2 separate regions of the Homo sapiens genome follow, and region 1 is linked to region 2. Evidence: read pairs that join two places in POLR2A ChIA-PET (ENCODE). Cell type or tissue: endothelial cell of umbilical vein. All regions are shown on one strand. Each heading gives the region's core, and the rest is flanking DNA. Links, peaks and the distances in the headings are about the cores only. Region 1 has its middle 9.9 kb from the start of RIMKLB. Region 2 holds the start of LINC02972 (long intergenic non-protein coding RNA 2972).

Region 1 (6,089 bases), core at 1,339-5,338, 100 kb after region 2:
ACAGACAACTTAGATACTTGCTTAATAAATAAATGGTAAAGGTAGACTTAGGCATGAGGATCACACCACAGAAATACTTGAAACACATAGTTACATCACTGTCCCCAGTCTCATAATAAACCTATCGTATCTTAGAACATGGAGTGTTCTAACCCTACTGGGTTTGGATTATCTTCTTTTTTTGTTTTGTTTTGTTTTTTGAGACGGACTCTCGCTCTGTCGCCAGGCTGGAGTGGAATGGCACAATCTTGGCTCACTGCAACCTCTGCCTCCCGGGTTCAAGTGATTCTCCTGCCTCAGCCTCCCAACTAGCTAGGATTACAGGCATGCACCACCACACCCAGCTAATTTTTGTATTTTTAGGAGAGAGGGGGTTTCACCATGTTGGCTGGGATGGTCTCGATATCCTGACCTCATGATCCACCTGCATTGGCCTTCCAAAGTGTTGGGATTACAGGCGTGAGCCACTGCACCTGGCCTGGAGTATCTTCTTTTTACAGATGAGCAAACGGAGACACAGTGAGGTTAAGTAACTTGTCCGAAGTCACTCAGCTAGCAAAATAGCAGAGCCAAGATTTGAATCCGAGTAGCAAAGTACATGCTCTTAACTGCTTTGTCAAACACTGTTTGTAATCCCTCCGAAGACTATAAAAAGGATTGTCTGCAGTTTCCCCCCACTTCTTAGTAAAGTTTTACTTAGATATCAATGCCTGCTGTTTGGGTTCATGCTTCAGTAGCATTTACTAACGTGAAAAATAATGGTACATACATTATAATTTGCCACAAAGGACCCAAGAATCCATTAACTGAGCATCACCTCTAAAGATTCAACAAAAAATTGTTACTAACACATACATGATTCTTCAAATATGTATGGATTCTATTTTGATAAAGTATAACTCCATTTAAGTCATAAATGGATTTTCTACAGTCATAGAATCTTTTTATCAATTATGCTTTTTCTCGAACTTCAGGCATGAAAAAATGACTGTATTGTAGGAAACTGTAAAATGTTTTGAGGTTTAAAAAGGGACCCACTGACATGCTGGGACAAAGAGGGTTTAGCAGAAAATCCTGAGTTTAGTGGAGAAAACATGGCTTATTGCCTAATAGAGTGGGCAAAAGTAGGTCAGAGTCCCTGACAGTCACAGCTGGTAAGGAGTGATGTCACTAGAGAAATGGGGATGGGGGAGGTGGAATTTAAGGTGGGGAAGTAGAGAGACCCTTTGAGGGCGCAGAAGAGGGGGGATTTACAGAGGCAGGTTTTAAGTCAGCCTTTTGTAGGCTGATTGCAGAAACAGCTGAAGCCCCATTTTCTCCTACCTATACCCAGCCTGCGTTCTCCCAGGCCTCATTCCCCACCTCCGCATCACCACCATACCCTCTCTGCTGGAGACAAAGACACCGGAGAAAGGACTGGGGAGAAAGACAAACCTGAAAAGGAGTGATTTCAATAAAAGAGAGAAAGGTGAGGAAAAAGTGAAGGAGACTTTAATCAAATCCAGGGAAACGTGACAGAGAGGAAGAAATAACAAAGAGAGGCAGATGGAAAAAAGAGTAGGAAGTACAGGAGGAAAATATGGCTGAATGAAACAAGACAGATTAATGAATAGAGCAAAGTAGTGTTAGAAATATAATTTCTATTAATTATTTTGGTTTAAAATATTAATTGAGCAAAATGCTGAGAAAGAGAGATTGTAATGGTTGCAGTTTGAAGTCAAAATATATAGTTACAATGTTTTGGCAACAAAGCAAAACTAGGCTGCTCCCAACGAGGACGTCTCTTTTCAGCCCACATTCAGTCTAAAAGTTATGCTGTCCTTGTGTTTACCAAATCTAGAAGAAAATCTCATGACTAAGTTAAATATCTTATTCCAGGTATAAGTAGCCCCTGTTAAATTTTGCTAATAAAGTAATAACCATAGATCTTTAGAATGTGGAGATAAGGTGTATTTTATTATCCCTGTTTTGAAATATGTCATGCATGGCCGGGTGCAGCGGCTCACGCCTGTAATCCCAGCACTTTTGGAGGCTGAGGCAGGCAGATCAGCTGAGGTCAGGAGTTCGAGACTAGCCTGGCCAACATGGCGAAACCCTGTCTCTACTAAAAATAGAAAAAATTAGTCGGGTGTGGTGTCGGGCACCTGTAATCCCAGCTACTTGGGAGGCTGAGACAGGAGAATCTCTTGAACCCAGGAGGCCAAGGCTGCAGTGAGCCGAGATCGTGCCACTGCACTTCAGCCTGGGCAACAGAGCGAGACTCCACCTCAGAAAAAAAAAAAAGAAAGAAAGAAATACGTCATGCACTTCACACATTATTTTAATCACACACACAAAATTCTCTAATCCTGTTCAATTAATCCCTGGATCAAAACTTTCATTATGCTCAACAGCCCTCCTTTAACAACAACAAGTTTTTTTAATTATATAAAAACAGTAATGCTCATTTCTGAATAATTGTTAAGGTTTAAAAATCCTCTGGTATAACCAAAATATACCTGTAATATACATTATTTCAAGATAAACCATCCAGAAAGAAATGGGGGAGACTAAGAACTATGTCACTGGAGTACCAGGAGAACTAAAAGTATGCAGTGCCTATATCTGAAAGAATGTGTTGTTTTTCTTTCTGCTCTTCTTCAAAATTTTCCTTTCTAAGAAAATAATTTCTATTATTTATCTTCTGTTTTCTCATTCCCCTTTCCCTAAATCTCGCTTTTCTTGTCTCTTATTGTAACAGCTTCTGTTTCCCTCTCATGTTGCCCCCATATTTTCTTCTAAATTCTGACTTTGTTGTGTCTTGGCTTAATCTGCCAGACTTCCACTAAACTTTCAGAGCTGGAATCAGAACAGTGCATTTGGCAAAAAGCCACACATACCACACAACCACAAACAAGCACTCTGGCTGCAAGATCTTTTCAACAATCCACTCCCGTTTCTTGCAGTCAGCAATTCATACAGGTTCATACATGATCTGAAATAAGCAACACATACATTCTCATACATTTCACATGCACATGGCCTCTGCAGTCAGCTCACAAAGACACAATGTCTGCAGAAAGGTCTTGCAGCATACACAGGCAGTGCATTCTCCACCCCTTTCATAAGCTCTTCCTGAATGGCTGTTTCTTCTAGACACCTCCTCCCCTCATGCTGCCTGGCAATGACTCCCCTCCTTTTCCTGCAGTTCTCCAAGTCCTAACTGCAGTGCCATCCATCACTCTCCCAACAGATCCCCAGGCAAAGCAATTGTTTCTTGAAGCTCTCCCAGGTCACCTGCTTTTTTTTTTTTTTTTTTTTTCTTCCTGACTTGGAACTTGCTCTAGCAAAAGGACTGTCAGAACAGATTCTCCTTCTGGAACACAATAATGTAGGCTGGTCCCCAGTACCCTGACTCCCTAATTTGTTCCTACAGATTTTAATTTTGACATGGATGGCTTAGGGAGAAAGCAGAAAGGAAGGAAAAAGAGAAGAAAACAGAAAGGAAGAAAGGAAGGAGGGGAGCCCTGGTAGAAATTTCATTTTGTCCAGGGCAACTTGGGGACTTACAAAGGAAAGACGAGAGAGCAGAGGCAGAGAGAGGAAATGGAGCAAGAAGTGTGAAAATAAAAGGAGAAACAAAGAAAAGAGGAAAAAGTATGAAAAATAAGTTGTAACATTTCTCTGGAGCTTTTTGTTTCAGAAGTGACCACAGAAGGAGGATGGAGATACTAAGAAAAAGTTAACAGGAGAAACAGTAATGAAGAGGAAAATCCTTTGATGAGGTTGTATGTTTTGAAATGTCCTAAAAAGACAAAATCATCATCACAAATATCTGCCACAAGGGAGATTTAAACTCCTAATTTGAAAGTACTCATGATGCTTAGAGAGGAAGCACATTTGAATTTTACTTAGATTATTTGCCCAAATATTACAGTATTTGAGACACATACTAAAAAAATTATATTGTTTATCTGAAATTCACAGTAAACGGATCATCCTGTGTTTATCTGGCAATCATGCCCTCGGGGGATTCAGGTACATACTCAAATTTGAGAAATACTGGTATGAAGTAAGAAAGCCTGCATTTAATGAGATCATCTGAATCAGAATCACTTGAAGGTGGTCGCCAAGTACGTATTCTTACCCCACCACAGACACACCAGATTGAAATCCTTAGAGAAAGAGCTGAAGATTCTTCATTTTGTTATACATTGATGATTCTGATGCACTAAAGTTCATAATCGCTGATTTCTCCATAATTCCTGTGTGGCGCCCTCTCCAAATCTGCATAGGATTGAACACTGCAGCTATATATATGCAGCTGTCTATATAGCATTAACTTTTTAAAAGTCAGTGGAGGCCGGGTGTGGTGGCTCACACCTGTAATCCCAGCAATTTGGGAGGCCTAGGCGGGCGGATTACGAGGTCAGGAGATCGACACCGTCCTGGATAACACGGTGAAACCCCGACTCTACTAAAAATACAAAAAAAAATTAGCCGGGCGTGGTGGCGGGCGCCTGTAGTCCCAGCTACTTGCGAGGCTGAGGCAGGAGAATGGCATGAATCCGGGAGGCGGAGCTTGCAGTGAGCCGAGATCGCGCCACTGCACTCCAGCCTGGGCAACAGAGCGAGACTCCGTCTCAAAAACGAAAGAAAACCCTGAATAAAAAAAAAAAAAAGAAAAGAAAAAAGAAAATAGCTGGTCATGGTGTCACGCGTCTGTGGTGGGGAGGCGGAAGTGGGAGAATTGCTTGAGCCTGGAAGGCGAAGGTTGCAGAGATCGGGCTACTGCACTCCACCCTGGGTGACAGAGTGAGACTCCGTCTCCAAAAAGGAAAGGAAAGGAAATGAGAGGAGAGGAGAGGAGGGGAGGGGAGGGAAGGGGGAGAGGGCTCGGTGGCTCACACCTGTAATGTAATCCCAGCACTATGGGAGGGCAAGGTGGGTGGATCAGTGGATCAGCTGAGGTCAGGAGTTCGAGAGCAGCCTAGCCAACATGGTGAAACCCTGTCTCTACTAAAAACACAAAAATTAGTCCGGGCGCGGTGGCTCATGCCTGTAATCCCAGCACTTTGGAAGACCGAGGTGGGCGGATCACAAGGTCAAGAGCTCGAGACCATCCAGGCCAATATGGTGAAACCCCGTCTCTACTGAAAATACAAAAATTAGCCGGGCGTGGTGGTGGGCGCTTGTAGTCCCAGCTACTCGGGAGGCCGAGGCAGGAGAATCGCTGGAACCTGGGAGGTGGAGGTTGCAGTGAGCCGAGATTGCCCCACAGCACTCCAGCCTGGGAGACAGAGCGAGACTCTGTCTCAAAAAAGAATAAAAAATAGCTGGGCGTAGTGGCACACACCTGTAGTTCCAGCTACTTGGGAAGCTGAGGCAAGAGAATCACTTGAACCGGAAGGCGGAGGTTGCAGTGAGCCGAGATTTCGCCACAGCACTCCAGCCTGGGCTCCAGATTCCATCTCAAAAAAAAAAAGTAAGAAATGAAAGAGCAGGCATCACTGCAAATCCTATGGATATTAAAGTATCTGTCATAAATAAAGATGTAAAAATCCTCAAAATATTAGCAAACGGAATGCAACAATTTAATAAAAAGAATTATATACCACAACCAAGGCAGACTCAATATTTGAAAAATCAATTAATGCAATCCATCGCATCAACAGACTAAAGAAATATCACATGATCATACCAATAGATGCTGAACGAGCATGTGACAAAATCCAACACCCATTCATGATCAAACAAAACAAAACAACAAAGAAACCTCTCAGCATTTTGAAATGAAGTATGGGATAAAAATAAAAACTCTCCAAAGACTGAAAATAAAGAGGAACTTCCTCAACTGCTTAAAGAACATCTACAAAGAAACTACAGCTAACATCATGTTGGTGAGAAACTGGAAGCTTTCCCACTAAGACAAAGGACCAAGGCAAGCATGGCTTCTTTTACTACTTTCAATACTGAAAGTTCTAGCTAGTGCAACAAGACATGAAAAGGAAATAAAATGTGTACAGATTGAGAAGGAAGAAATAAAACTCTGTTCGCAGATGACATGATTGCCTATATAAAAAATCTAAGAGAATTTACAAAAAAGCTCC
Region 2 (6,089 bases), core at 1,037-5,036:
TCTGTCTCTTTCTTTGACTTCCTGTCTCTTCCTTCCTTTCTGCTGCCTCTGCCAGCTGCTTATGTTGCTGTTCTCCCCTCTCCTTCCCATTTTGATGGCTTTGTCAGTGTAAGATTCCCACCTCTTTGTGTTTTTGCATTGTGTGCAATAACTCTATAATTTCCTTGTGGTATTTAATGGGGGTTTCCCCAGAGGTTAGGAACTCCCTATTTCCATATTGCAGCATAGGCATGTAGGATTAGATAAGCATACTTGCTATCTGTATACACATTTATTCTTTTTCCCTTTCCCAGTTTTAAGGCTTGGGTAAGTGCCACTAGTTCTGCTAACTGGGTACTGATCCCTGGGGCAAGAGGCTTACTTTCAAGTATGGTTACATCACTAACTATGGCGTAACCTGCCCTTCGTGTCCCATTCTCCACAACTGAACTTCCATTGGTATATAGGTTAAGGTCAGGATTAGTTAAGGGGACTTCTAAGAGATCATCTCGGGCGGCATAAGTCTGGACTATAATTTGTTGGCAGTCATGCTCAATTGGTTCCCCATCCTCTGGGAGAAAAGTGGCAGGGTTGAGGGCCACACACATGTGTATTTGAAGCACCGGTCCCTCAAGGAGTAGTACCTGGTATCTAAGTAGGTGGTTGTCTGATAGCCATAAACTTCCTTTGGCACCTAGTATGCCATTTACATCATGAGTAGTCCAGACAGTGAGATGCTTTCCTTGTATTATTTTGATAGCCTCTGACGCTAAGACGGCCACTGCTGCAACTACCCTTAAACAGTGAGGCCAGCCTTTTGCTACTACATCAATTTCCTTACTTAGGTATGCCACTGGTTGTGGGGTTGTCCCACGAGTCTGAGTAAGGACTCCAAGAGCTATCCTGGCTCTCTCTGTGACGTATAAAGAGAAGTTCTGTCCTGTGGGAAGGCTTAAAGCTGGAGCTTGTACTAGGGCCGGCTTTAAGGTTTTGAAGGCTGTTTCTGCCTCTGGTTCCCATTCTACTAGATGAGTATTTGCCCTCTGGGTTTCCTTGATTGGAGTATAGAGGGGCCTGGCTATCTCACTGTATCCGGGGATCCATAGTTGGCAAAGCCGGTAATTCCAAGGAACCCCCTCAACTGTTTTAAAGTCTTAGGGTGAGAATAAGCCAGTATAGGCTGTATTTGTTCCTTGCTGAGGGCCCTGGTCCCTCTGGCTAAGATTAGGCCTAGATATTTGACCTGCTGTAGGGAAAGCTGGGCCTTCGACCTAGACACCTTGTACCTTTGATTAGCTAGAAAGTTCAAGAGGTCTAGAGTAGCCTGCTGGCATGAGGCTTCTGAACTGGTAGCGAAAAGTAAATCATCTGCATATTGAAGGACCAGAGTGCCTCGACTTGAGAAGTGGCCTAGATCTTGGGCCAGTGCCTGACCAAACAGATAAGGGCTATCCCTAAACCCTTGGGGCAAGACCATCCACGTAATTTGGGACGTGTGGTCTGTGGGATCCTCAAAAGCAAAGAGGAACTGGGAGTCAGAGTGCAGGGGAATACAGAAGAAGGCATCCTTGAGGTCCAGAACCATGAACCATTCTGCTTCCTCTGGTGTTTGAGAGAGCAGGGTATAGGGGTTGGGTACAACTGGATATAGTGGAACTACTGCCTCATTAATGAGTCTAAGATCTTGCACTAGTCTCCACTGACCGTTCGGTTTTTGTACTCCTAGAATTGGGGTGTTGCAGTGACTGCTGCATTTCCTTACTAAGCCTGGAGCTTTCAAATGTTTAACAATATTCTGTAATCCTTTATGAACTTCAGGCCTTAAGGGATATTGCCTTTGATAAGGAAAAGTGGTGGGATCTTTTAACTTGATTTGGACTGGGCAGGCATTTTTTTGCCCTTCCAAACTGTCCTTCTAATTCCCAGACTTCAGGGTTGATTCCCTCCTCATGTAGGGGACAACAAATGGGTAACTTGTTCCCCATATTCATGTAGATAATAGCTCCAGCCTTGGCTAATATATCCCTCCCTAATAAGGGTGTGGGACTTTCAGGCATAACAAGAAAGGCATGTGAAAAGAGCCAAGTCTCCCAATTACAACTGAGGAGGTGGGAGAAATACCTGGTTACAGGCTGTCCCAGGATTCCTCGGATGGTAACGGACCTTGAGGACAGTCGTCCAGGACAGGAGATTAACACTGAGAAGGCGGCGCCAGTGTCCAGGAGGAAGTCAATTTCCTGGCCCTCAATAGTTGAACATACCTGGGGATCAGTGAGGGTGATGACATGAGCTGGCACTTGCCCTGGGCCCCCTCAGTCCTGTTGTTGGATCATCTGGTTGGGGGCTTCTGACCCAGGGAACCTTCGTCCTCTGGGGCAGTGCACCTTCCAGTGATTGCCTCAGCATAGTGGACATGGACAAGGGGGCAGCTTGTTTCTCATTGGACAATCTTTTTTAAAGTGTCCTAGTAAACCACACTGATAACAAGCCCTACCAGGTGATTGGCCTGCTCCATTTTCTGTCCTCTCTGAACCACCAAGGTTTGCTTGTCTGAGGGCCATGACTAAGGCTGCAGCCTTTCTCTGATCTCGCTTTTCCTTTTGGGCCTGTTCCTCTTGGTCCCTATTATAGAACACTGAGGTTGCCAGGTTTAATAATGACTCTAGGTTTTGTTCAGGGCCCAGGGCTTGCTTTTGGAGCTTTCTCCTGATATCTGAGGCTGATTGGGTAATAAACTTATCTTTCAGAATCAATTGACCCTCGAGTGATTCGGGTGACAGGGGAGTATATTTTCTTAAGGCCTCTCGTAGCCACTCAAGGAAGGCAGGAGGATTTTCTTCTTTTCCCTGAGTTATGGTGGATATCATGGAATAATTCATGGGCTTTTTCTAATTCTCCTTAGTCCTTCTAGAACACAGGTCAACAGATGTTTACAACTCCAGTCCCCATGATCTGAGTCAAGGTCCCAGTGGGGATCCATACTGGGGATGGCTTGCTGACCGGTAGGGAATTTGTCCCTTTCTTCGGCTGTCATTCTATCATTTACTTGACTAAGATACCAGGTATCTCCAAGCTCTCGGGCTGCAGCTAAAGCCACATTCTTTTCCTTAAAGGCCAGGGTTTTATCTAACAGTAGCATGACATCTCTCCAAATGAGGTAAAAGGTTTGCCCTAGACCCTGTAGGAAATCTATGTACCTATCAGGATCATCTGAAAACTTCCCCAGGTCTGCCTTGACCTGCTTTAAATCAGAGAGGGAGAAGGGGACATGTAGCTGGGTTGGGCCAAATTCCCCTCCCCCTACAGCTTAAGGGGACATAACCGATAGCCTGGGGGTTTTTGTGGACCTTTGGAGATTTCTTTGCTTATTTCCTTCTGGGCAGGGGAGATTAGAGGAGGATTATCATTCATAGGAAGGGGAGCTATAGGGAGGCTAGGATATGGGGGTAAGCTGAAAGGTCCTCCTGTGGGATGTAAATTGCAAGCTTTGCATAGTTGTGTATTCACCTTCAATGAAAAGAAAGCTTGGACATAAGGTATTTCACTCCATTTGCCTTCCCTCTTACAGAAAAGGTCAAGCTGCAGGATAGTATTGTAATTTGTACTTCCCTCAGGTGGCCATTTTTCCTCATCAGAGAGAGAATATTGGGCCCAAGCCATAGTGCAGAAAAAAATGAGCCGCCTCTTTTTCAAGGTTTGTGGATCAAATTGGTCCCAATGGCTTAGGATGCATTTCAAGGGTGAGCCTGTTGATGCCTGAGTGTTTCCCATCTGAAAGACAAAACCGCCCACAGTTTTGGTTTGTTTCTCCCCCTGCCCAAGAACCCACAAAGGTCCCTGGACCCTGCTGATCGGAATAGTTGCGCTCACCGACGCAGCAGCAGAAACAACCCCTGCCCAAGAACCAGCAACAGTCCCAGGACCCTGCTGATCGGAATAGTTGCGCTCACCGATGCAGCAACAGAAACACTAGTTTTCCTCCCAGACCACATGGAGGACCAAGGAACGTTGGATTTAGTGGTCCTTACTGATGCAGTCTTGAAAACCTGCACCCTTGCCTGTCCTCCTAGACCACAAGGAGGACTGACCGAGAAAAATCGGATTTGGTGGCCCTTACCGACACATTCTCAAAAACCTGTCAGAGTCCTAAGCATTCTCCTGTCAGTATTGGTACTTTACCCCTTTCCTATAAAGATGTTATGCCCCAAAAATGAAGTGGAGGGCCATGCCCTGAGGGAGGGAAGGGATCTTCAGGATTGGAAGAGTGACACCTTTTGTCCTCGCTTACATGAATAGGAAGGATACAATTTCTGAGGCTCCCCATATCCTAGCTTCAGGAATAGCTTTTGTTAGGCCTGTTAGTCTGAGGAGGGATCCTAAAATTCCAGGTAGTCCCCACTACAATGGGGCTTTGGGCAAAAATTGTGTCTTTCTGATTGGTGAGCCCGGGTGCCTACAGAAAGTAGCAGAGACCTGGAGTTTATACTAGAAATCATTCTTATAGGAGAAACTAGAAAAGCACCAGAGACAGGTAGCAATTTTTAGAAGCAGGACTAACCTCAGAGAAGAGAGGCGAGAGGAAGTTTGTCTGGCAGGCATTAGGACCCAGGGGGCAAGGGTCAGGATAGATAGGATAGATGGGCGAGTCTCACTTGGGCGACAGGCCTTTGAGAGTTCCACTCATGGCCGCAGGGTCAACCAACTTGTTGTCGGGACCCTGGAGCTGCATGGCTTTCCTCTCTGTCGACCCTTGGCTCAGCCCAGAAGTACAGGAAAAGTGGAAGCTGGTGCTAGGCAAACCAATGGTCCCAACTCTGAAGAGTTGGGGTTGTTAGCCCTTTCCCAGAAAGCCTGACACCCATGTCTTTAGTCCGGCAGCCGTGCTAGTCACTTTTAACTGGCCGACAGGTGCCCGGTATTTAGCCCCCGAATTCTAAGGAAAGATAGGACAGAATAGCAAGTGAAAGGGGTCCGTGGTACTCACTGCTTGGTGATAGGTGATGGTCTCGCCGCTCAGCTATAGGTGATGGTCTCACCGCTCAGCTATAGGTGATGGTCTCACCGCTTGGTGATAGGCGAAAGTCCCATCTGGGTCGCCAAAATGTGTCCGGAATTGGTGGGTTCTTGGTCTCACTGACTTCAAGAATGAAACTGCGGACCCTTGCGGTGAGTGTTACAGCTCTTAAGGTGGTGCGTCTGGAGTTTGTTCCTTCTGATGTTCGGATGTGTTCGGAGTTTCTTCCTTCTGGTGGGTTCGTGGTCTCGCTGGCTCAGGAGTGAAGCTGCAGACCTTTGCGGTGAGTGTTACAGCTCTTAAGGCGGCACATCTGGAGTTGTTCGTTCCTCCCGGCGGGCTCGTGGTCTCGCTGGCTTCAGGAGTGAAGCTGCAGGCCTTCGTGGTGAGTGTTACAGCTCATAAAAGCAGCATGGACCCAAAGAGTGAGCAGTAGCAAGATTTATTGCAAAGAGCAAAAGAACAAAGCTTCCACAGTGTGGAAGGGGACCCAAGCGGGTTGCCACTGCTGGCTGGGGCAGCCTGGTTTCATTCTCTTATCTGGCCCCACCCACGTCCTGCTGATTGGTAGAGCCCAGTGGTCTGTTTTGACAGGGCGCTGATTGGTGCGTTTACAATCCCTGAGCTGGATACAAAGGTTCTCCACGTCCCCATCAGATTAGATACAGAGTATCCACACAAAGGTTCTCCAAGGCCCCACCAGAGCAGATAGATACAGAGTGTCCATTGGTGCACTCACAAACCCTGAGCTAGACACAGGGTGCTGATTGGTGTGTTTACAAACCTTGAGCTAGATACAGAGTGCCGATTGGTGTATTTACAATCCCTGAGCTAGACATAAAGGTTCTTCACGGCCCCACCAGAGCAGCTAGATACAGAGTGTCAATTGGTGCACTCACAAACCCTGAGCTAGACACAGGGTGCTGACTGGTGTGTTTACAAACCTTGAGCTAGATACAGAGTGCCGATTGGTGTATTTATGTCTAGCTCAGGGATTGTAAAGGTTCTCCAAAGCCCCACCAGATTCAGGAGCCCAGCTGGCTTCACCCGGTGAATCCCGCACCGGGGCTGCAGGTGGAGCTGCCTGCCAGTCCCC

What was found. ChIA-PET counts read pairs that join two places held together with the same protein. Peaks named below come from ENCODE experiments on the same cell type or tissue, not always from the same donor. Only the 100,000 strongest peaks of a DNase experiment are listed, where the experiment ranks them.
Region 1: POLR2A ChIA-PET joins it to region 2 with 5 read pairs; 2 of 35 experiments call an interaction of 5 or more read pairs at or near these places.

What each region holds. Positions count from the first base shown.
Region 1 is chr12:8,685,033-8,691,121 of GRCh38, reverse strand. It overlaps a transcript of RIMKLB not described here. Among named protein-coding and RNA genes, the nearest start is that of RIMKLB, 9.9 kb to the left of the region's middle. In endothelial cell of umbilical vein, for the core only: no CTCF peak of the experiment used is centred there; a DNase peak (open chromatin) is centred at 3,131; H3K27ac peaks cover 786 bases.
Region 2 is chr12:8,787,661-8,793,749 of GRCh38, reverse strand. The region is part of intron 1 of A2ML1-AS1 (A2ML1 antisense RNA 1); the gene reads left to right. It overlaps LINC02972 (long intergenic non-protein coding RNA 2972), which reads right to left and starts at 5,497. Exons shown (of 3, transcript NR_186118.1): 1 at 4,990-5,497. RefSeq lists enhancers at 3,092-3,769, 3,770-4,447, 4,526-5,065, 5,066-5,605, 5,606-6,089. In endothelial cell of umbilical vein, for the core only: no CTCF peak of the experiment used is centred there; no DNase peak of the experiment used is centred there.